3 separate regions of the Homo sapiens genome follow, and all the other regions are linked to region 2. The links are chromatin loops, found by intact Hi-C in ENCODE. Cell type or tissue: endothelial cell of umbilical vein. All regions are shown on one strand.

What was found. Hi-C counts contacts between places; a loop is a spot of excess contacts. Peaks named below come from ENCODE experiments on the same cell type or tissue, not always from the same donor. Only the 100,000 strongest peaks of a DNase experiment are listed, where the experiment ranks them.
Region 1: it touches region 2 in a loop (7-fold over the local background); 4 of 110 quality-filtered maps call a loop at or near these places.
Region 3: a loop joins it to region 2, with 5 times the contacts of the local background. A loop is called at or near these places in 2 of 110 quality-filtered maps.

Annotation. Positions count from the first base shown.
Region 1 is chr3:183,466,445-183,471,444 of GRCh38, reverse strand. No RefSeq gene overlaps it. Among named protein-coding and RNA genes, the nearest start is that of SNORA63E, 15 kb to the right of the region's middle. In endothelial cell of umbilical vein, a CTCF peak has its summit at 1,936; a DNase peak (open chromatin) is centred at 1,924.
Region 2 is chr3:183,182,491-183,187,490 of GRCh38, reverse strand. The region is part of intron 27 of MCF2L2 (MCF.2 cell line derived transforming sequence-like 2); the gene reads left to right. Among named protein-coding and RNA genes, the nearest start is that of LAMP3, 22 kb to the right of the region's middle. In endothelial cell of umbilical vein, a CTCF peak has its summit at 2,708 (motif pointing left); DNase peaks (open chromatin) are centred at 1,590 and 2,690; H3K27ac peaks cover 364 bases.
Region 3 is chr3:183,283,872-183,288,871 of GRCh38, reverse strand. All of the region lies in intron 14 of MCF2L2 (MCF.2 cell line derived transforming sequence-like 2), which reads left to right. It overlaps LOC107986160 (a long non-coding RNA gene), which reads right to left and starts at 2,816. Exons shown (of 3, transcript XR_001741040.3): 1 at 2,666-2,816; 2 at 1,004-1,267. RefSeq lists enhancers at 2,581-2,640, 2,651-2,860, 2,348-3,547. In endothelial cell of umbilical vein, no CTCF peak of the experiment used is centred here; a DNase peak (open chromatin) is centred at 2,881; H3K27ac peaks cover 3,798 bases.

The DNA of each region.
Region 1 (5,000 bases), 280 kb before region 2:
ATATCTTTCAGCAATAGGTGGGGATCTTGTTGAATTTAGACAGTAGGTCTTACGTTGCCAGCAGTGAGAGAGAATAAAATAATTCAGATTTTCCCTCTGTCCCATACCTATGCTCAGTTGGAATTTAAAGTCTTTGAACTAATGTTAAATCAAGAACTAATTCTAATACAAATGCTCTGTGCGTGTGTGTGTGTGTGTGTGTGTGTGTGTCTAGAGGGACAATAGCTCCAAATGGCCCCTAATCTTTGCCCATGACTTGAGGTAAAGTTTCCTGGCTCAAGTCACAGCCACCAAACACTCCAAGACAGCTACTGAGTAGAATTTTATATTTTCTGTTCAAACAAATTGGAAGCTCTCAAATTGAATTAACAAATGATACAAAAACTGAGAGAAAATATCATTTTCTACACTTAAAATGTGGGTTATAAGTGCAAACTTTAGGTTGTTCCCTTCTTACTTAGGTGGACAGGATAAATCACTACTACTAAATGGTAACCATTTATGCTTCCCAGTGTCATTTACTACAATGGATTTACTAAGAAAAATCTGTGAAGTTGAAATTACAAGCTTTTCAGTAAATACTGAGTGATTTGTGATTTTTAAAAACATGTCAGTATGGCTCTTGGACTAGTTTTAGCAGGAGCATATTTGTTTAAAAAGGAATAGATCACAACAAACTAAAGAAAAAAATAATTAAAATGTAGAAATTGATGTAACAGAGAATTTACAGGTAGTTTTATCTTTCTTTTCTTTTTCTTTTTTTTTTGAGGTGGAGTCTCACTCTGTTGCCTAGGCTAGAGTGCAGTAGTGTGATCTCGGCTCACTGCAACCTCCGCCTCCCAGGTTCAAGCAATCCTCCTGCCTCAGCCTCCTGAGTGGCTGGGATTACAGGCACCCTCCACCATGCCCAGCTAATTTTTAGTAGAGGCAGTGTTTTGCCACGTTGGCCAAGCTGGTCTTGAACTCCTGACCTCAGGTGATATGACCATGACTTTTAAGCCTGATTCAGTTTCATCTTTAATACTGATGTGACTCATGGAGCATTCTGAATATCAGATTGATTTTTAATTAGAACGCCAGTCCCATTTCCTAATTCATATGAGCCTGTTCAGACTAGAACAAGAGACCTAAAATTTGAGTGTATTTTCCATAAAGAAGACAGAGAAGGCTGGGTGCGGTGACTCACACCTGTAATCCCAGCACTTTGGGGGGCCAAGGCGGGCAGATCACAAGGTTAGGAGTTTGAGACCAGCCTGGCCAATATGGTGAAACCTCATCTCTGCTAAAAATATAAAAATTAGCCAGTCATGGTGGCAGGTGCCTGTAGTCCCAGCTACTCAGGAGGCTGAGGCAGGAGAATCACTTGAACCCAGGAAGTGGAGGGTGCAGTGAGCCAAGATTGCACCACTGCACTCCAGCCTGGGTGACAGAGCGAGAATCCATCTCCAAAAAAAAAAAAAAAAGAAGACAGAAACATTCAGAAGAGCAGGTTTCATTATTTCCTCAACAAAGAGAGAAAACTGGAATCAGAATGGAATGATTAAATGAATTAATTTTTTTCTGATAGTCATAGAATATCCCCTGATTACAGTACACTAGTTTTTCTTTTGAATAGTGTTACCTACTTACATGAACTTTGGGGGTTATTTATTTATTTATTTATTTGAGACGGAGTCTTGCTCTGTCACCCAGGCTGGAGCATAGTGGTGTGATCTTAGCTCAGTGCAACCTCTGCCTCCCGGGTTCAAGTGATTCTCCTGCCTCAGCCTCCCGAGTAGCTGGCATTACAGGCGCCCGCCACCACGCTTGGCTAATTTTTGTATTTTTAGTAGAGATGGGGTTTCACCATGGGGTTTATTTTTGTTTTGGCAATGATCAAGCGTTAGGATCACTTTACAGTTGGATAGAACTTTGGATCCCCCTATTGGTGTTCTCTTCAAATTGCAGGTTTCCACTAAATGGTTCACGGAATTGTGAGTCACCAACAGAATTGAAAAAACGAAGCAGGAAAATATGTATCACCTATAGCAAGAGTAAATATTGTTTGGTGCAACTTTGTTTCGGTTATATATCTATGAATGCACAATCAAGAGCACCTTTAAGTCAGAAACCTTCAGTATCCAGGAAGCTACAGTAAGCAGGTGGAGACCAGGGTGTGCCCAGTGAGGCCACAGGGTTCCCAGGAAACCCTTCCCAGTACATGAACAGTCCCAATTTTAAGCAACGGGCGTGGAAAGTTGGGGAAAATGTATAAATCCATATGGCAGCCCCTCCCCCATAGGCCTGAAAGCAACACTGGTTTTTTTTGTTTGTTTTGTTTTGTTTTGTTTTTGAGACAGAGTTTCACTCTCGTTCCCCAGGCTGGAGTGCAATGGTACGATCTTGGCTCACTGCAACCTCTGCCTCCTGGGTTCAAGCGATTCTCCTGCCTCAGCCTCCCAAGTAGCTGGAATTACAGGCATGTGCCACCATGCCCGGCTAATTGTTTTGTATTTTTAGTAGAGACTGGGTTTCGCCATGTTGGCCAGGCTGGTTTCAAACTCCTGACCTCAGATGATCCACCCGCCTTGGACTCCCAAAGTGCTAGGATTACAGGCGTGAGCCACCGTGCCTGGCCGCAACACTGTTTTTAGTGGTGAATAGATACAGCATAGATTAACTGCTTTCCAGAGTTGCTATGGTCTTTTTTTCCCTCCTGGTTATTGATGTCGGCCATTAGGGTTGGCAGTTTACAATAATTGATTTGTGCATTACTCTAAGTAATTTGAGCATTACTCTGAGTGATGCCATCCATGTGTGCATTACTCTAAGTGATGCAACTTAAACTCATGACCTAAGTGCATGATAAGTGTGAGTGTCAACAGCTCATCTTTGATTTGGCCTGTGGATTCTCTATTGTGTTTAGTATTGAGATAGTGCTAGTTTAATTTTAACACAGTGAGTAATGTGATCATATTTTCTAAGAGTTCAGGAAATGAAACTGAGAAGGATTACAATACCAAAGCTAGCATGATATAAACATCATCATAAAAGAAAGTTAAATGACTGTTATTTTAATGATGGATGGAAGGACTGTTTTCTACACTGTATCAAGCAGTACATCAAATTGCAGCAGCAACAACAACAAAATAAGGATAAGGAAGGTAAATAAACAAGACAGTACATTCTGCACACTAGACAGAAAAGCATTTGGGATTAAGAGCGGTGAAGAAGGGGATGGGAAAGCATATATGAAGACTGAATCTCACATGTCTGAGCTCAGACAGGCAAGTCCTTCTAAATCAATCAAAAATTTCATCCCCTCCCAAAGACACTTACCAGTTGAAAATAGCAGCTGCTAAATAAGTTTGGGCAGAACACGTGAATGACCATATATTATCATTTCTTTGATTGCTTTGTGAGACCCAATAAAATCACATTCAGATGACTGATTCAGGTTCCAACTAAAATCTCCCAAGGGTGAGCAAAAGGGATTTTTTTTTTTTGACAGGGTTTTGCTCTGTTACCAGGCTAGAGTGCACTGGCATGATCATAGCTCATCACAGCCTCCATCCTGGGTTCAAGTGATCCTCCTGCCTTAGCCTCCCCAGTCGCTAGGACTATAGGTATGTGCCTCCATACTTGGCTCATTTTAAAATTTTTAGTAGTGATTCATCACTTGCTATGTTGCCCCGGCTAATCTTGAACTCCTGGCCTTAAGCGATTCTTCTGCCTTGGCCTTCCAAAGTGGTGGACTTACAGGCATGAGTTACCACACCCAGGCCAGAGGAAAATTTTGATAATGGATATATTGGCCCCTTACAGTGGAGAACTGCCATCTGTCAGATATTACTACAGGGGTTTTCTACACTGTATCAAGCAGTATATCAAATTGCAGCAGCAACAAAAAAATGTTCTCCCTCGTTTGTAGGTACTTGGTTTGAAAAATGCAGTTTGAAATTATCTTCTTTATTTCTGTGAAAATTTTCATAAAATGGGAGAAAACAAAAATTGTTGCTATCTTATCCAAATAAATACCAACTGGACTTTGACTGTCTCTGCATATATTTGGCAGATAGTACATATAATTTTGGCAAACTCGATTCTGTTTATGAACTTCTTAACAGAATGCAAAGATCTTACCTGCGAAAAATCCTGCATATCCTGTATACATAACACTGTTAAAAAGGGGTGTGATTTGGGAGGCCGAGGCAGGTGGATCATGAGGTCAAGCGATCGAGACCATCCTGGCCAACATGGTGAAACCCTGTCTCTACTAAAATTACAGAAATTAGCTCGGTGTGGTGGTGCATGCCTGTAGTTCCAGCTACTCGGGAGGCTGAGGCAGGAGAATTGCTTGAACCTGGGAGGCGGAGGTTGCAGTGAGCCGAGATCGCGCCACTGCACTCCAGCCTGGCAACAGAGTGAGACTGTCAAAAAAAAAAAAAAAAAAAAAAAAGGGTGGGGTGTGTGATTTGCTTACCGTGATACTGAGGGTTTTCACAATGAAAGTTTTGGTCATTTTTCAATGTTCTCAAAATGTGCAGAATCACTTAATGAAATTCTGACATTATAAAAATGGAAGGAGATGGCTTCCTTAGATTGTGCCTACAAGACAGCTATCATTGTTGCCAGCCATATGTTAACAGAAGCAAAGGACCTGACTGACAAACAGCTGATCAGTCAAAACAAGCCTGTGGCTGCAAAGCGAGTGGGCACCCTTGGAGAGCTGGAAACAAATTCCTGCAAGTCTGAAAACCTGCTCTTGCTCCTAAGTAAATCCCAAGTATTCCATGCTCAAATACTTTTGTTGAGAGGATACTGAGCTTGATGTCCTCATGGACTGGCACCGGGAATCAGTGTAATGGGGGTTGTATAAGAGCAGCGCAGCAAGGCAAAGTGAATTTTTACACTAGAATGTGTTCAGTTTTATTACTATATAAAAGACAAGACAGATGCCCTAAACTGGCTGCAGGTAGTTAGAGAATATTATTGGAAAAGGAAACAGAAAAAGTATTCTG
Region 2 (5,000 bases):
CCAAAAATAAAAAAATAATAAAATAATAAAAAAAATAAAGGTTATAAGCTAAGACTGTTTTACTGACTTGGATGGTGCTGAAAATTTTTAATTCTGAATTCACTTTGCCTCTGATTTGCAAAGTTCTGGCCATGTGAAAGACATAAAAATGAGAATAACTGTTGTACCTCAGAGCTAACAGAGGAAGAACCTGTCTGCCAGCCTTACTACAGGTCCCTCGTCGGGTACCTCAGGGTCTCCAAGGGGGCCTAGGAGCTATCCGGTATAGCACGTCATGGTTGTTTCTTTGCCAATTTTTGTGGCATTTCCTTTTGGGCCTAGATAATTTAGTTACTTTCATTATCTTTTTTTTTGTGTTATTCAAACTTATTGGGGCACTCTAGTATTTCAATGAAGAAAATAAGTTCTAGCAAACAGCCCTCTCTGGAGAGATGGTGGGTTATTTTACATATCTGACCAATTGGTTTTAACTATTTTAAGTTTCCTTTTCTGATTATTAAAGGAGTACACATGTAGAATGTCAGGAATTTAGAAAATACAGGAAAGTACAAATAAAAATACAAATCCAACATAACCAGATATAATCACCATTAATATCTTCTTGCAGACGTTGTCTATAGAAATGCATGATTTGGTCAGTTGTGGTGGCTCATGCCTGTAATCCCAACACTTTGGGAAGCCAAAGCAGGAGGATCACTTGATATCCAGGAGCTTGAGACCAGCCTGGGCAATATCGCAAGACCCCATCTCCACAAAAACTTTTGAGACGGAGTTTCACTCTTGTTGCCCAGGCTGGAGTGCAATGGCACGAACTTGGCTCACTGCAACCTCCACCTCCCAGGTTCAATTGATTCTCCTGCTTCAGTCTCCCGAGTAGCTGGGATTACAGGTGCCCACCACCACACCTCGCTAATTTTTGTGTTTTTAGTAGAGACGGCAGTTTCACCATTGTGGCCAGGCTGGTCTCAAACTCCTGACCTCAGGTGATCCGCTTGCCTCGGCCTCCCAAAGTGCTGAGATTTACAGGCATGAGCCACTGCACTGGACCTACAAAAAATTTTTTTTAAAAATTAGCTGGGCATGGTGGTGGGTGTCTGTAATCCTAGCTATTTGGCAGGCCAAGGTGAAAGGATTGCTTGAGCTCAGGAGGTTGAGGCTGCCGTAAGCCATGATTGTACCACCGCACCTCTCCTGGGCAAGAGTAAGGCCCCATTGCAAAACAAAGATATGCATGATTTTTTTTAAATGGAGCCATACTAAAATTGGGGTGACCTTATATTTTAATCTTATTGGAAATTTTCCATTAAAATTCTGATGAAATGGGCAAGGCTTTGACTGAACCAAACTAGACGTATTGGCTTGCCCTTCCCTCCTGCCACTCATCTTTGGGCTTATTCCAATCCAGAACATTTGAGGGCAGCTGGTGGCTGAGCTGGGAGGTAAAGCTAGGTTATAAAGTTTCTTTGACCTACAGCCCCTCCCTCCCCCAAGCTTCCAGCAGCTCTGAAAGTCTAAGACAGCCAGCTCAGACTGCCTTAGGAGCTGGCAGGGACTTTGACAACAGAAATGCACGGGAAAAAAAAAATGTGCCCTGAGAATGTCAACATGTGGAATCTGAAAGCAATTAATTAGATGTTCTCAAGAATGATTCACTTCCTCTTAGCCAAAGATAGGCTTGCAAATGAAATAGACGTTTCAGCTATAGACCAGCCTAAGATATCCACGTTTATACTCTGGGCCACCAAGCAAAATATTGTAACCGAGCCTAGTACCCCTGGAAACATTTTGGAACTCTCTCCTGTTGGGAGCTCTGGAGAGCTACTGGGATGGATCAGACAGAATGTGACACCATGTATTAAATCCTAGAAGACAGAGAGGGGAAATTGGTTAGCAGCACACACAACACAATGATGAAGGGCTCAAACTCAGGTCTCAAAGACCCAGCCTCAAGTGCAGCTCCATCTCTTTGGATGGATTCTATAGCCTGTCTGTGCTTAAGTTCTTTTTATCATTCATTTTACAAAATGGAGATAATACTGTACAGTCTTGCCATGAGGATTAAATGAGATGAAGCCCTTAGGCTTGCGCCTAGATCTCTGAAAGCATGGAATTGTTAGCAGTTAGTTACCCCCTGGTTCTTCCAAGTGAAAGGAAGGAAAGCCCAGGGGGTTTAGGCATTGCTTTTAAGCAGCTCACCACTTCCCACCCCCAAGTGAAAATGATATCCTTTAGTTCATGTGATAGAGATGGTCCTTAAAAAGTTGTGCATAATTGGCCAAGCGCGGTGGCTTACGCCTGTAATCCCAGCACTTTGGAAGGCCAAGGTGGGCGGATCACGTGGTCAGGAGATCGAGACCATCCTGGCCAACATGGTGAAACCCTGTCTCTACTGATATTACAAAAAAATTAGCTGGGCATGGTGGCATGCGCCTGTAGTCCCCAGCTACTCAGGAGGCTGAGGCAGGAGAATCACTTGAACCCGGGAGGCGGAGGTTGCAGTGAGCCGAGATCGTGTCACTGCACTCCAGCCTGGCAATAGAGCGAGACTCCGTCTCAAAAAAAAAAAAGAAAAAGAAAAAAAAAGTTGTGCATTGAGAAAAATCTAGTTTGAAAGACAATAAAAATAGAATTTGCCCATTTAATATCTATGGATTGAGAGCTACCGCTGAACCAGCAGGATCTACAATGGTCTCTTTGTGCCATCCACTGGACAGTAAGGGAAACACCATGATTTTGTCTTCAAAGTCTATAATTTACCAAAAATATGTATGCTGGTGAGAATAATTTCAGCTCATTACTAGGTTCACTTGTTAATAAATTTCATTCCATTTGTTTAAGCAAAATAAAAAAGCTTAGAATTCTAAGCACTAAATGTGAACACTAGATTTCCTAAACCATTCAGCTTATCTGATATGCACCAGAAAGATTGTCGACTAAGGGTTTCAAAAGAGAATACTCTCACCAGTCCTTATCTGCAGGAATTCTCATCGCCCACCTTTCCCATTCTTGTCCTTCTCCACCAATACTCCTTATGCTTATCTGATACATAGACTGAGAGTGCCCCAGAGACTCAGGGTGTATCTGCTCCAACACACCACTAGATCTTGGCTGGGACAAAAGTCGTTCCATTCATTTTCCAAGAATACAACTATCACTTAGAATTTTGCTATAATCAGCTGGGCATGGTGGCTCACGCCTGTAATCTCACACTTTGGGAGGCCAAGGCAGGTGGATCACCTGAGATCAAGAGTTCGAGACCAGCCTGACCAATATGGTGAAACCCTGTCTCTACTAAAAATACAAAAATTAGCCAGGCATAGTGGCATGTGCCTGTAGTCCCAGCTACTCTGGAGGCTGAGACAGGAGAATTGCTTGAACCCGGGAGAAGGAGGTTGCTGTGAGCCAAGATCACGCCACTGCACTCCAGCCTGGGCGACAGAGCGAGACCCCTGTCTCAAAAACAAACAAAAAAACAAAACAAAACAAAACAGTTTTGCTATAATCAGATTGAATATTTGTCAAGAGCCTGTGTGTTTGGCATGGTTTTTCTGAGGGGTGTGTGTGTGTGTGTGTTTGCTCTGTTTCTTTTTAAAGCCATTTATTATCCTTATAATGTTTCTTTCCCTGAGTGTTTATGAGGATGAGACAATGGCAGACAAACCTCCCTGAAATGTAAGTAATAATAGCACACCTGGAGTGCCCAGAGCTGTTTTGAGACCCTCTCTTTAGTATTATTGTAATTGCTATACACAATAATCATAACAGGTACTATTTGTTGAATTCCTATGATGTACCAGGCATTTTTCTTTATCAGAAGATTTGCTAATCCTCATACCAAGACTGCAAAATCGATGTTATTATCTCCATTTTAGAGATAAGGAAGCTGATGCTCAAGAGGTTAAGTGATGTATCCAAGATCACACAGCTAGTGAGTGACAGAGTGAGAATCAGGTCTGACTGCCCTCAGGTCTGACTGACTCCAGAGCACCTTCTCCTGCCATGGGGCAATGGGCCTCTCAGTTGTTCCCTCACATGCCTGTGACTGGCCAGATCCTGAGTCTGAGATTTTGGGGTCCCCTCAGTGCTGCCAGCTCCTTAGTGCCTAAGACTCTTAGGGCCTCAGAGCCCATGACCAGTGAATCCAGCAGGGGATTAAATATGCAGATGATGTAAGACAGCAAAAGTCAGCCCAGGAGGTGGGCATGATGGCTCACATCTGTAATCCCAGCACTGTGGGAGGCTGAGGTGGGCAGATCAGTTGAGCTCAGGAGTTCAAGACCAGCCTGGCCAACATGGTAAAACCCCATCTCTACCAAAAAATACAAAAATTAGCTGGGTGTGGTGGCATGTGCCTGTGGTCCCAGCTACTCAGGAGGCTGATGTGGGAGGATCAGTTCAACCCAGGAAGTCAAGGCTGCAGTGAGCCGTGATCACACAACTGCACTCCAACCTGGGTGACAAGCCAGACTCTGTCTCCAAAATAAATAAATAAAAGCCCAGGGCTGGGACTGGAAGGCCTGGGTGAGGAAGGGAACATGATCTCTAGGAGTCAGGACACCCCGGTCCTGGCCCTGACTCAGCTCCCACAGGGCCTTAAGCCAGTCCCCACAAGGCACACAGCCTGGTGGTCAATTACCATCCCTGGCGGGGCACCCTGTGAGCCGCACTTTCCTCCGCAGAGAACCAGGGGCTTTGCCTGCAGGATGCTCTCTAAGGTTTTCTGGTTCTGAGAATTCTGAGTTTCTTCCAGGAGCCCTGGGGGATACCTGGTGAATAGGTTACTGTCTCTGCTGGCAGGAACCCGGGGCCTGGAGGGAGACAGGCGAGGGCACACCCAGAGCAGCTGCAGTTTGTCTCAGGAGAGACGTGTCACCCAAGGGCTTGGATGAGACTCCCCCACCTCCGCAGCCCCCCCTCCTGCTTTGTCTCCTAGGATAGAACAAAGCATGATAGGATGAGGTGGGACAGATGAGGACTTCACACACTCTAAGGGTAAATAT
Region 3 (5,000 bases), 100 kb before region 2:
AAAGAAAAATCATTTTATTTATTTCTGTAATCTGCCTTCATATTTAAAATTGGCAGAACAGTGTATGGTTCATGTATAAAAAGAGCATGACAGGCCGGGCGCGGTGGTTCACGCCTGTAATCCCAGCACTTTGGGAGGCCGAGGTGGGAAGATCACGAGGTCAGGAGTTTGAGACCAGTCTGGCTAGCATGGTGAAACCTTGTCTCTACTAAAAATACAAAAATTAGATGGGCGTGGTGGCAGATGCCTGTAATCCCAGCTACTCAGGAGGCTGAGGCAGGAAAATTGCTTGAAACTGGAAGTTGGAGGTTACAGTGAGCAGAGACTGTGCCACTGTACTCCAGCCTGGGCAACAGAGCGAAACTATGTCTCAAAAAAAAAAAAAAAAAAGAGCATGACAAAATTGCACAGAGCTGCACACACACATGCACACACACAAGTGCGTGAATAACTGGTGAACCCTGAATAGGCTCTGTGGATTGTGCCAGTGTCAATTTCTTAGATGTTAACATTGGATGAGGTTTGGAGAAAGGGGACATGAGACTTTCCATTTCTTTGCAACCTCATGTGACTTAATATAATTATTTCAAAATAGAAGTTTAAAAAAAGCATAAGGTTTGGAATCAGGCAGATCTGGGTTTAAGCAACATAACCTCTTGAAACCTCAGTTTCTTGCTTGTACAAATGGGTATAACAACAGCTACCTCCTGAAAATATTTTGAGCACAAAATGAAAATTTGAAAATTGCTAAGCACTGTATAATTTTAAAGTAACATATATTTAGAAACTGAAGTGTATTTAATTGTGAATTGTGAATATAAGTTGCTGTATAGCAGCCCCCGAAGGGGTTCCCTTTCCCCTGCCTCACTAAAATTTAAATATTTGACTGGCTGAATGGTTCTGAAACCAGAGGCCATGGGCTCAAATGAACTTCAGCAACATTTATGATCCATCATCAATCCCCAAAGTATCTGAATATGAACCCCAGAGGAACTCCACTGACCTTGAAAGAGTCCGGAAGAAAGTGAGTTTTAGGCTTTTCTTCTTGGAGGCAGAAACAGAGTGGGAACGAGGGTTCTCAGCAGACTTTTCTTAGAGAGAGAGAAAGCTGCGTCCGTTTGCCAATTTGTTTAGTCATCCTGTATTCTGGGCAGATTAGGACGTAGCCACCGCTGTCCATAAATCCCTCCTGGTTGGAGGAATTGCATCACCATGTTTTCTCAAGTTAGGAAACTGTATGAAATTTCATACTGTCCTGATCAGCCACCTAAAAAAGTAAATAGCAATTTTTAAAAATAGATTCACCTGATTTAACACCCAGGAGGTCTGTGGAATCATTGAGTAATATTAAAAGGGTTTCATTGTGGTCCTCTTCAAAAGTGAACATCAGCCTATCCATTTCTGCACCCTGGACTTCTGGGAGAATGTCATCTCTGAAGGTGAGGACTGTGTCACATGATCACAGCTCAGATTTGGCCCCTGAGCTCATATGCTGCTGCCTTGACTCACGCCGTGATGTGAACTCACTTCCTATCTCTACGACCTACTTTGCCCATCTTCAGACAACATGTTTATGACCTGTACACTATAAAAATGCTACGGGAGTTTTAAGCATATGGAAGTTCTCATATAAAGGAATCCAAATTAGAGTGATTTATTTCAATAATTGTGAACAGTAAACAAGTGCTATTTTTTTGTTGTTGTTGTAAAAGAGAAACATAGACAGTGTAGGAGCAGCGGTGGGGATAGAATCAGAGGCCTGTAGGTGTGGAAAGTGTTGAGTAGAATCCAAGAAGCCCTAGTCACCCAACTTTTGGTTTCTTCCTTCTTTTGCCATGTTGTTTATTTAATTCAGACTCCAAACCCATCCTGTTAAGTTGCCATCTCCCTCTGTATTTAGGCAACTCACCAAACAGTATGGGTACTGTTAAACAAGCACAAGTCCATGTTACAATCATCCTTCTGTGCTTCAGTTGTTTTCTTCCTTATTGTTGATTTGTTTGCGTATTTAATGAAAAGCTTCTCCCACAACAGTGTATGTTAACAGTCAAGGTGGTGGAGGAAGCAGAGTAGGAACAGAGGCTGGTCAGATTTCTGCTTAGAAAGACCAAGGCTTTGGGAGGAAATGTAAGCAGAATCCATAAAGTCATGAACAACATGAGCAGGAAGAAAGTGGATTTGTGCACTAAATCCCCAAATCCTAGACTTGGGAATGAATTTAGGACCAATAAATGCAATTAGTGTTTCACACATTGTGTATTATAACCAGGGAAATTGTTATTCCAAAATATGTAAGAAAACTAGTAAGAAAAAGATAGGTTCAAAAAAAAGGTTTAGATTCATGTCTGTGTGGATCATGGATTATTAAAAGGGGGACAAATCAATTGACTAACATCAACAATAATCATTGCAGCTTGTGTTTAGTGGCCACTGTCCGAGAGAGATGGCCAGGTTGCATTGAGCATGCATCTAGCTCTGGGTGGCGATTCTGACATCCTTTTGGCCTTAGGTCTAGAACTCAAAGATGAAATGAAACCCAGCCAGTCTAGTAGAGTGAATCATAGCATTGTGATAAATGCCACCCCTTTGCCCTTGAGAGTAAATATACCGAGAAAAAAAATAGCTGTGAACCAAAACCATCTATAATACAGTCACTGATACTCACCACCTACAGCTAAAATTATGACATGGTTTGATCATGATCAGAGAAATCATTTCCTTTTCTGGAGGGGTGATCCTTGCCATGCTGGTTCTGGGGAGCTTGAGAAGCTAAACTTGACAGGGCAGCTGAGACTCTTCCGGGGCCATCTGGCAAGGGTGATGCCCTGCACTTGGCTCACTGACGTCATCTGGGAAAGCCCGGTGGTGGAAGCGATTCGCTGTGCTTGTTGGCAATAGTGATGTGACTATTTCCTGTTCTTCACTGGCTGAAAGGTGAAAGCATGACTCACGGGAACTGCTTTCCCCGGGCTGCCAACATCACAGCCTTTTTGTAAGCTGGAAATAAGTCAGAGGCTGACAATTTCTTTTTCCTAAATGTGGACCTACAGAATTAAGAAAGAGCTAGCAGTGTTCCTTTGGTGCCTGTTAAAGTTATTTAAAGGAGCAGAAGCCTATTCTGTGCTCCCAGAAGATGAAAAAAAAGAAAAAATAAAGTAACAAAAGCCTTTTCAGGATTCTGAGCAAAGAGCCTCCTAAATTAAAAAAATAAATAAATAAAAGTTTTTGAATGCAGGGGCTGGAAGGGAATGGAGAGGTGAGTGAAGGGTTGCTATCACTGGCTGAAGGCCAGACATTGTACTGGGTGCTGTGTGTACCTGAGTCCATCCCTAGTCCTCAGAACCTTGTGAGGATGATGTTTTCCGTTTTATCAGCAGTGCCATGAGACTCAGAGGTTGAGTTTCCCCAAGGGTCATACAACTAGTAAATGTTGGAGCTGGGATTTGAAACTAGCTGTTTACTAATCTGGCAGCTTACTTAACTACCTAACTTATCTATCTGATTATTTATTAATACTTAATGTACCCAACCAGCAGCTTATTTAATCTCTTGTGCCCTAAATGTCCTTTTCTGCCAAATGGTGATAAATCATAGCAATTTCACAGGTGGCTGATTAAATGAGAAATGTGTGGAAGCAGCTAGCACTGTACCTGACACCTAGCAGGATCTTGGTGAATTTTAGTTCCTCATTTAATCCTGTGTTTAGAGACAGAATTGTCAGTGTGAAAGATGAAAGAAGGTCAGATTCAGGTCTTATACAGAATTATCCTATTGTTGAATATGTACCTTACTGCCAAATGATAACAGATCAGGGGGCAAGTTCAGTTCCTTGTCTTCTCATTACTTTGACTCCCAAAAGTTTTATTAATATTTCTGATTCTCAACAAGAAAACTATTTGAATATAAACACACTTCAATGCTTGCCTTCTGTGATATTTGAAGTCTAGTCAGTGTCAGAGCTAATGGGAGATTCAGGGACGCCACCAAATCCTGGGGTGGCCCTCAGCCAAGTTCTCTGAAGTTTCCAGAACAAAGATTCTCATGGTTTCTTGTGTACCAGAGCTCTGAGAAGGTTATGAATTATGCAGATTCCCAGGGCCCCACTCTCTGAGATTCTAATTAGGGAGGTGTAGGGTCGGGTCCTGGAATCTAAATTTTTTTTTTTTTTTGGAGACAGAGTCTCACTTTGTTGCCCAAGCTGGAGTGCCATGGAGTGATCTCAGCTCACTGCAACTTCCGCCTCCCAGGTTCAAGTGATTCTCCTGCCTTAGCCTCTAGAGTAGCTGGGATTACAGGTGCCTGTCACCATGCCTGGCTAATTTTTGTATTTCTAGTAGAGACAGGGTTTCACCATGTTGCCCAGGCTGGTCTCGAACTCCTGACCTCAGGTGACCCACCTGGCTCAGCCTCCCAAAGTGCTGGGATTACAGGCGTGAGTCACCACACTCAGAATCTGAATTTTTAACTTACACGTTTGGTGACAAGAATGCAGGTGGTATAAAGATCTCACTCTTTGTAACATTGTCCTAGAGGTTACATTTATAGGTCATGAGGACTTGGGATAAAGGAGAACTCATTAAGTTGGATCTGGATTTCTCAGGCTAGTATAGGGTCTAAAGTTGAGAGGAGTGAGGTGGTGATTACATTAATCTATGAGAATGTATTTTTGTTGAGGGAGCTGAATAAGATAAAAGAGAGAATAACATTAAGATCAACGTTGGCCTTGCTCTTTCACCAATAAAGAAATGACATCACTAAAATATTTGGTGTGTTCAACTGGGTACATGGCTTATTCAGCTCAATTTAATATATACTAAGGCAATTGCTGTGAGTCATATGAAAATGATTGTATCATCAGGCCTAAACTCAGGAAACTTGAAACTTTCATGGGGGAAACAACATATTTCTAATAATTTATAATATAAAGCAGAATGACGTTTCTACAGTAAAAGGAATATATAATGTGGTAGAGAAAGTAATTCCTCACAAGGACATCAAGG